Regions from separate parts of the Homo sapiens genome. Here region 2 is linked to region 1. Evidence: chromatin contacts called from ENCODE Hi-C data. All regions are on one chromosome and are shown on one strand. The core of a region is the stretch at or near the end of the contact, and the rest is flanking DNA. Distances in the headings are between cores, read along the strand shown. Region 1 overlaps OSGIN1 (oxidative stress induced growth inhibitor 1). Region 2 overlaps USP10 (ubiquitin specific peptidase 10).

Region 1 (4,829 bases), core at 703-3,202:
GATTGCTAAGAACTAGGTCAGATGGATGAGTGAATGTAGCACAGATTGCTACGTGGCCTGGGGGCGAACTTGAGTGGTGGGTGCTTGTGGGCGCTCAGGGGTGCTGAGCCGCCTGTTGGGTCTGCTGCTTGCACGTCTGAAGAACTGCGCTGCCATCTGTGGCGCTTCCTGGGCGATTCACCAGGCACAGCCCTGTGATAGCGCTTCTCTTTTTATCTGTCCTTTCCCCTCTTCTTATCTCGTCTGATTCGGAATATTACTCATATGCAGGATACCAGGAAGAACCATATGAAATCACAGGCACCCATCTGCTTTTGCCTTACAGAAATGACCATCTCACGTGGCTTAATCGGACGCCTGCATACTGGGGGGTCATCTGTCCCCATTTGTGCAGACAGAGGACAGGAATCATAAGCCGCTACTGTGTGTCCTCTCATGTGGGCACCTAGCACAGTGCTGGGCACAGGGTAGTCATGGGATCAGTGTGGGCTCAGGACCAGGCCTCCCTGCGCCACGCCGGGTCGCCTCCAGCTGATGGGTGTGTTCTAGACCCCTGGGTTCTCGGAAGTGTGAAAGGGAATGATAGCTTATAAACTGCTAAGCCTAGCACTGGCCACATAGTAAACGCTCAATGGCTTAATTTAAAGACCACTGTAAAGAGGCCAGGCCTGGGCCAGGCATGGTGGTTCACACCTATAATCCCAGCACTTTGGGAGGCTGAGGCAGGCAGATCACTTGAGGTCAGGAGTTCGAGACCAGCCTGGCCGACATGGCGAAACCCCATCTCTACTAAAAATACAAAAGTTAGCTGGGCATGGTGGCATGCACCTGTAATCCCAGCTACTTGGTAGGCTGAAGCAGGAGAATCGCTTGAGCCCGGGAGGGAGAGGTTGCAGTGAACCAAGATTGCACTACTGCACTCCAGCCTGGGCGACAGAGTGAGACTTTGTCTCAAATAAATAAATAAATAAATAAATAAATAAATAAAAAATAAACCCCAAAAACGAAAAAAGACACCAGGCCTGGACTTGCCCAGCTCCTGCCCTCAGACCTGGGGGGTACCCGGAAGGCTCAGCGGAGCCCCTCCCTGGCTGGGGCCTGACACTCACCCACAATGATGACCGGGAGGGGCTCTGAGCTGCTGGCGCCGAGGTGGTCCTTTCTGGAGGAGCTCATGGCTGGTGGGGGGCTTGGGGCTGGCAGCGGACCTGGAGTGGGGGAGAGGGGAAGGAAGAGTCCATTCGGGTGAGGCCTGGGTGTCCACACAGCCACTTCACCTCCCAGCTAGGGTGGCCTCCTGTGGCCCTCAGGGTCTGGTCCGGGGTCCCCATGAGACATATCTGACGGGACTCCCTTCTTGCTCTCACACAGCCTCTGCTCCAAACAGGCTGTTTGCCCCACCCCTCCCCAGTCATGCAGAATGTGCCCTCCCCTCCTCGGGCCTGGTTGCCCCAGGCAGCCACTGTCCCTCCGAGCCTCACTCTACTCTCCCATCTCACTGGGGCAGTAACAGTCCCCGAAACTCATTATCTGTCTTCCCGAGAGGCCATTCCTGCCCAACCCAGGAACCAGCCCTGCCAGACCCTTCTGTGGGCCACAGTCCTCGAGTCCCAGTGTGGCCTGGTGGACTCGTCATCCAGCCCTGGCACGTTGCTTCCTATCCCATTCCCGGGCCTCTCTGGGTCTCAGTTTCCTCATCTGTAAAATGGAAGCAATGAGTCCCTACCTCCTAGGGTGGTTGAGGGACACAGTAGGATCACAGACGGGAAGCACCTGCCTGGAGTGAATCTGCCACAGGGAATGGGCCAGCGCTGTGGCCTGCCCCAGGAGCTGGGATGGACTTGGGGAAATGGAAGCAGTGGCCAGGTTTGGGGACGTGCTGGTGAACCTGCCATCTCTGGGGCAGCCGCGCCCTCTGCTGGCCGCAGGCCCAAATCGCTCAAAGGGACCCAAGTGCTGGTCCTAGAGCTGCCGGTTCCCAGAGGAGCATCAGACCTACCTTCTTCCCCACACCAGCTAGCAGCGGACACCAGCCTCACCCGAGGGCCACATGCTGCCATCCTGAGGACCACAAGGCAACACCCTTGTGGGCACAGGGATGATGAGCATTTGGCACTTACTGTGTACCGGGTATTTGACATGCTTTTTCTCATATCCGCCTCACGCTGACCCTGTGCAGCCCTGGCCATATTAATGTCCCATTTCACAGATGTGTAAACGGGGCTCAGAGAGGTCGCACAAACTTCTCAGTGTCACACAGCTGGCTTTGAAACCCAGGGCTCACTGGTGCCAAGACCCTGCCAGTGCCACCACCCACACCACTCGGCCTGTCCCTCGAGATCCAGGGCCCATCCAGGTGTCACACTCAAGTGGGCGGGCACAGGGCTTGGACCACCCAGAGTGGCCAGGGGTGGGGGCCCAGGGCCACCTGCCTCCAGAATTCTTCCAGAGAAAGTGGGAATCTGGATTTCTATGTGAATGATCTGAGTTGAAGAAGTGGGCAATGAATGAACGCAGAGTTTTGGAAGATGCTTAAAAGGCCAACCAAACACAGCTGAGACCAGTGTGTGGCCTCTGATGTGTGCAGGGTGACAGAAACACCTTCGTCCACCTCCAGGCAGGTCCCGAGGAGAGGGATGAGAAACTGCCACACAGATGGGCCACTGAGAGGACCTATGTGTCGCCCCCACAGTGACAACAACTGACCTTCTCAGAGCACTCTACAGTTTGCAAGGAGGTTGCATCTAAGCAGTAGCGTCCAGCCCGCTCAGCAGCCTTGAGAGGTGAGCCCTGTCACCTCTGTCTTGCAGGTGAGGAGAAGGAGGCTCCGAGGGTGAGGATGTGCCTAGCGGGGAAGGGGTCTGTCAGGGACCCCTGTGTCGGTGCTCTCTGCTCCCTTGAGCATAGCCTTTCTTGCCTCCACTGGCGTGGGGGCCAGGGACAGCCTCCGTGTCCTGTCTAGGCAAGCTCGTGTGCCCAGCACCGAAGACCTCCTCCTCCCTTTCCAGAGAGAAGGAAGGTGACACGCTGCAGTCACCAGGGACCACATGGCCTCTTCATGCTCAGCTCCCTACAAGACCCCAGGCTGCCTGCCTTGAGGGGGAGATTTCAGGGGGACGCTGCCACCAATTATAATAGTAGTAGTAGTTACAAGAACAACAAAGACAGCATGTGGCTGACATTTCCATACTTCTGTGGAGTGGGCTGGGTGCCAGGCATGATCTCAACACTTAATACACGTTAACAAATTGAATCCTTATTTAATCGGGTTGTTGTAAGTACTCTGAGGGCCAGAGCGTTTCTCACCGCCCTTTATAGTTTGCAAGGTGGTTGAACCAGCTCTTGCAGGCTGGGCTGGATCAGAGCCCAGGCCGCCCTGCTCCAGAGCCTTCTCTGTGCCCCAAGTGCTGTGAGAGGTCCTGCTGAGACCCCTCTGCCGGGTGGAACGTGCAGTGTCCGTTCCAGGGTCCCCCACTTCTCTGTCGCAGCGCTAGTGGCAGGCGGGGAGGCAGAGGGACAGCTGAGGACCTGGTGTTCTGGCTGGGAAGGGATCATTTCTCATTGACTCTGGGTGCTGAGTATACCCAGAGGCCTTGGAGAACAGGACTACGGGTCTCAGAGTGCTTTCTCTGGCTTGCTCCTGATACCCTCGAATGGCTCTGGGCCCCTCAGTCCTCATCATGGTCCCCGGGAACAGCAGCCACTGGGGAGCATGGGACCTCCTGGTAAAGGGCTTCCCCGCATCACCTCCTTTGATCCTCCTAGCAACCCACTTTGCAGATGAGGAGACTAAGGCTAGGAGAGGTGAAGCCGTGCCCTGAGGCTACAGAGCCGGTGGGCGATGGAACTGATATTTGATCCCCGTGGGCTGACACCCCCAGGCACCCCAGCCCCTTCACCAAACGAGTGAGCCAACCTGCTCCATCTGCCCCAGTGCGCCCACCCTGGGCCATGCCCTGCCCCTCCTTTGTTCTTTCAGATTTTCCCACCACCCCAAGAAGGGCATTTGCAGGAGCCCCTGCTGGCCAATGAGGAATCAGAACTGGCTGCCCCTTCCCACCCTTTGCAGGCAGCAGAGGACACTGGTTTACCACCAGGGCTTTGGGGCTCCAAGTCCAGGGCTCCCTCCTGGGACTGTCCTCAGGCTCTTGAACAGAAGCTTCTGGATGCCACATACATGAGGTCACCACCCAGGGGCTGGACCTGAGAAGTCACTTCCCGTTCAGAGTGACACAGGACGCCCCAAAGTCCGAAGCAGCTTGACGCTGTCACTCATAACCTCGGACAAATATGCTGCCAACTTACAAAAGAGAGTTCAAAAGTTTCATTTCAATTCCTTTTGTGCTTTTTAGTTTTACGGAGTTGGAAGAATCAATTTTTAATGTTATCTTTTTAAGTCCCTTTAATTGAAGATGGCAGATGTTGATGGAAAGAAGTTAACATTAAAAATTGATGTTTCAAATTTCACAAAGGCAAACAGGATAAAAGAAATGAAAACAGTTGCACCTTCGACTGACGTTTCTTTCAAGTGTGCGGCATTTGTACTTCTGAGGTTGTTAAAGCTGCAAACTGCTCTGAGACTCTGGGACACCTGTATGTCTGCGTTTCTTTGGCACCTCTAGTGGCCATTTACTCCTTTGCCTTTGAAGACACCCCAGGAGGTGGGTGTTCTTATCCCCATTGTGCAGAGGAAGAAAAGCTGGTCAGGAGGAGTGGGCGTCTTGCCCCAGGTCACCTAGGAGGGTCCAAGACCACGGCCATGTGACAAATCTTAGTTCTGCCAAGTCCCCTCCAGTAAAACAGCTGATTACAGGGAGACCAAGAAAGTG
Region 2 (4,717 bases), core at 326-2,825, 790 kb before region 1:
ATACGTTTTTAAAAAATAAAGCTCCATTTTAAGAGGAATGATTGTAAGAAATGAAGATTAAATACTTATTGTCAAAGATTTTCTCTTAAGATCCAAACACTCAAGAAACATTTAAGGTCCACTTTTGTAACATCTCACACGTACACTAAGCCTTCCATCCTGACTCATTTCGATAACCATCAACTGGAGGAGACACTAACGCTTTATGAAGTTCGTGAGCTCCTCTTCTTCCTCGCAGTGAAAAAAACAGGGGTGCAAAAGCAGTTCTAATTCCTCCTAAGACCAGACCGAATTATGTTCAAGTGAATGAATCCTATTGTTATCATGCAAAAGTCAGGTCTTACGGACAAGCCAGAACTAATACCACTTCCAAATTTCTAATATCACTCTTCGCTCTATTTAAATTCCTCTTTCAACATCAACATTTTCATTTACAATGTTATTCCTAGCCTAAAGTCCAATACGCATTCCAATTATGGAGGCTAAAAGAATAAAAATGAGGAAGGCGGGCCACCAAGGATAGAGGGCAGGCAACTTCTAGGTTGAAACTTGACCTGCATTCCAAAGTCATTGCCATTGGTGTATCTATTTTACCTTCTTTAAGGGCATATAATAGAAGTTGGCTCTAATAACAAACTTTCCCCAGAAGCCTTCTTTTCAATTCATCATGGTTGGTATAATTTACTACTTAACTGTTCAGACAGCAACTTTAGGAAGATGGCCTCCCCCAGTCCATCTTTGTCACAGGAGTTGGTGGGGCTGCCTAGAACAATGTGTGAGAAAAGGCACAAAATGCCAGAATGACTCATAAAAGACACAAAATTGAAACCTGTAGTTCACTTTTGTAATAACTCACATGAAAAGGCTGAACTGAAATTTCACTCTTATGAAATCTGCTGACATACAGAAAAATGGAGTTGCTTAATAGCCTTTTTTCAAATTTTAAGACATACATGCTAGATGGTAGCTCACAAGGGCTGCCACAAATCAGCCCACTGAAATTGTTTATCAACTCAAAGGCAATACCAGCATCGTAAACTTTTATGTCATCATAAGCTATGATTATTCTTACACATATTTTACACATCAAATTCTGTTTTCCTAAAATTAGGACTTAGGGGTCATATTAACATTGAAAATCCCTGAAAATGCAAGGTACAGAACTCTGATTCTTAGGGCTCAATAACTGGCCCGTAATCGACATTCTGGTGTTGTTGACCTGCTTTTCTGTCATCATTCTAACTGTCCAGAACATTCTCCAAGTGCTTTTCTTTTCCTCATTACCATCAATTTGGAAGAACACACACTATCTTGGTTATCTAACCAGGTGGAGGACAGCAAAGTGACCAAAATGTACCACTACCCATTGACTACAGATCAACTTATGTTTCTGAAGTGGAAAGATGTATAATAAATGTGAGGCTACAAACATCGAATCAGATGTGGACTAAACTCTCAGTCCACAAGGGTGGATCCCGGTAAACAGGTGCCACGCCTTTTTAACTTAGATCACGCCGCATGACCACTGCCTGTGTACTTCAGAGTTTGAAGAGGAAGTGCAAAATATCTGAGAAACCATTTCCCCCAAGGAGCGGGGGGAAATATATGCATGATTTATAAACTGCCAAAATAAAGATCAGTTTTAGGATACACAGCCATGCTTAATGATGGGGATATGTTCTGAGAAATGTGGCATTAGGCAATTTTGTCATTGTGGGATCACATGCCTAGATGGTATAGCCAACTACACACCTGGGCCATATGCTAGAGCCTATTGCTCCTAAGCTACAAACCCGTACAGCATGTTGTGTACTGAATACCGTAGGCAACTGTAACACAACTCACTGGTCACTAGAAATTGTTTAGCTCCATTATAATCTTATGGGACCACTGTCGTACATGCGGTCTGTTGTTGACTGAAACATCATTAAAGCAGCACATAACTGTATGTTCATTTACACTTAAATAAACACGGACAGGGTAATTCATTAGAGAAGACCCAAATTGTAATAACTTTGTTTCTTGATCCAATGCCTTTTAGGTATAAAACCACTGTGAAAAATCATATAAACAGGTTTTGACTAACAATTCATAATAAATGACATTGCTAGATACCTCAACGCAATGTTTTCAGAGCTGTTCAAGAGCTCAGTTTTCCTAGTTCTCTCTCACTGGAATTTTAACTTATCGGGCAGTTGGCCACTCTTCTTACCCAGCATTATTTATATTCTGTTAAAACAAAATATACTGTTGCATAATTTTGAAAGCAAAACATCAAATACAAAATGGCTCTATTTGTGATGTGAAAGCATCTGATACAATTTCGTCTAGTATATGAGGAATGTTCCTTAGTAAAGACCCAGGAAAAGTACAATGTTCAATGAAAGCATACGTTCAATTTCAAACGTCACATGTTCGTCAACTCCAAAGTATCTGTGCTAATGAGGGAAGCAGCAGCAAAGGCACTCCCCACGTGTCTGCCATACTCACTCTTAACAAGGGTGTCGCGTTTTGCAACTACTTTCAAACACAAGCTATTAAGTTTTGGGTTTTTTTTTTTTTTTTTGAGACAGTCTCACTCTGTGGCCCAGGCTGGAGTGCAGTGGCACGATCTGGGCTCACTGAACCTCCACCTCCCCGGTTCAAGCTATTCTCCTGACACAGCCTCCTCAGTAGCTAGGATTACAGCCATGAGCCACCACGTCCATCTAATTTTTTTATTTTTAGTAAAGATGGGATTTCCCTATGTTGGCCAGGCTGGTCTTGAACTCCTGGCCTCAAGGGATCCACCCACCTCAACCTCCGAAAGTGCTGGGATTACAGGCGTGAGCCACTGTGCCGGGCTGTATTAAGTTTCCTTTTGTTGACTCCTACTGATAAATGGCAACCATCTCCTCTCAGACCAGTCACTGAAACACAGATCCCTCTCCAACCCTCGGCAAGACAGGGCTTTTGTGTTTAGATACATCCTTCCCTTGGGGCTAAAGGAAATCACTGAGTATTCAGTTCACACGCTCTCCCCTGGCGTGTCCTTCTCCTTTCAAATAACAGTTCACACTTGAAAAACAGCCAATGGAACAAAATGTTGACACATAACCTACACCGAGGAGATGGCCTTGCCACCAAGAAGGTCCAAGTAGAACCCGTTAAAGTGGATAGTTTAAGAGTAATCAAGAGTTTAATGTATTTCACTTCAAAATCCCTTATACGTGATTCTTTTAGTCCATCTGCCTTCTTAATTTCACTTCTGATGGCATAAAAACTAGCTGGCATTTATTAAGCAGACTTAACAATAGGGGAAATAGTCCAGAAATGTGAGTATTTGAAACAAACTTGAGATAAAAAATACACAAATTATTCCAAGCATTTTGTGTGTGTATAATTTTTTTTTTTTTTAAAGATGGGGTCTCAGTATGTTGCCCAGGCTGGCCTCGAACTCCCGGGCTCAAGTTATCGAGCCTCAAGCCTCAATCTCCACACTATCATGCCTGGCAGAAAGGAATACATTTAATGTCTAAATCATTCCCTACTCCCTCTTTCCCAAAAGTTAATAACACAAATACCACTGTCTCAGTAGAAACAGTTAGATACTAATGCAAGTCAAACTCTATTATAACCCACATCAACAGATCTTTTAATGAAACTAGACTTTCACTCAGTTAAACGCTGCTTAAAATAAGTGGGCCTACACTTAAAAGTGTGCCCACTAAAGGGAATTTGTGGTAGTGGATCTGACTTGTAACAAACTGAGTATGTTTTACCACTTTTATAAAGTAAATCCCTAAGTAGGAGAATAAAACAACAAAAAAAATTTCAAACAATGCCATTCTCCCTAAGCCCTATATGATCCCAAGGGTTATTCAATGTGACTCTATTGCTCTACTATCTCACGAGACTCCTGAAACTGTCAACAACTACGTTCTGTCTATCGAAGCCTCAACAAACAGGCTGAAAAGAATTATATATTTTTAAAGAAACTACACTTTTGCTCAGAAAATTAAAACATCTTCATAACTGACCTAACCAAATAGGATTAAAAAAATAATCTGTTTGGTAGGGGTTTACAATATGTCCACACAAAAATAATTACGTGGACTGTGTGTGGCAAGGCTTTCCTCTACTACCAGTCATTAAGAGGCCCTTACTTTCAGTGTTTGACAAAGCTACTTCAATTAGACTTTAACATATACAGAACATAACAAACTATTTATCAAACTATATTTAAAGTCATATGACTAAGTAGAATGTTCTAAAACATTTTAAATGAAGCTTTTCTTGGTTATTTTAAATAAAGATAGAGAAAATCTCCCTAAGATGGGAGGTTTTCCTTTGTGGAGCAATTTTAGAAACGAAACTATAATATTCTCAGCTGGGCGCGGTGGCTCACGCCTGTAATCTCAGCACTTTGAGAGGCTGAGGCAGGAGGATCACTTGAGGTCAGGAGCTCAAGACCAGCCTGGCCAACATGGTGAAACTCGGTCTCTACTAAAAATACAAAAATTAGCCTGGCGTGGTGCCAGGCACCTGTAGTCCCAGCTACTAGGGAGGCTGAGGCAGGAGAATTGCCTGAACCCAGGAGGAGAAGGTTGCAGTGAGCCGAGATTGCGCCACTGCATTCCGGCCTGGGCGACAGAGTGAGACCCCCTCTCAAAAATAAAGAAAAGAAAATAAAATTCTCATGACTTCGAACTTAGAATGCACATTTTTAACAGGACCC

The links. Hi-C counts contacts between places; a loop is a spot of excess contacts on that map. Pooled maps may share reads with other maps.
Region 2: a loop to region 1 is called in a pooled map, with 5 times the contacts of the local background. The contact joins two enhancer-like sites. A Hi-C loop is called at or near these places in 2 of 50 pooled maps.

What each region holds. Positions count from the first base shown.
Region 1 is chr16:83,954,019-83,958,847 of GRCh38, reverse strand. OSGIN1 (oxidative stress induced growth inhibitor 1) reads right to left here. Exons shown (of 6, transcript NM_182981.3): 2 at 1,110-1,208. The coding sequence starts at 1,176. Among named protein-coding and RNA genes, the nearest start is that of OSGIN1, 3.2 kb to the right of the region's middle. RefSeq lists an enhancer at 4,026-4,795. Within about 2 kb of position 1,952, at least 2 of the 41 ENCODE cell types and tissues checked have a DNase peak (open chromatin) inside an H3K27ac peak, as active enhancers do.
Region 2 is chr16:84,748,254-84,752,970 of GRCh38, reverse strand. The region is part of intron 4 of USP10 (ubiquitin specific peptidase 10); the gene reads right to left. Among named protein-coding and RNA genes, the nearest start is that of USP10, 51 kb to the right of the region's middle. RefSeq lists an enhancer at 680-759. Within about 2 kb of position 1,575, at least 4 of the 41 ENCODE cell types and tissues checked have a DNase peak (open chromatin) inside an H3K27ac peak, as active enhancers do.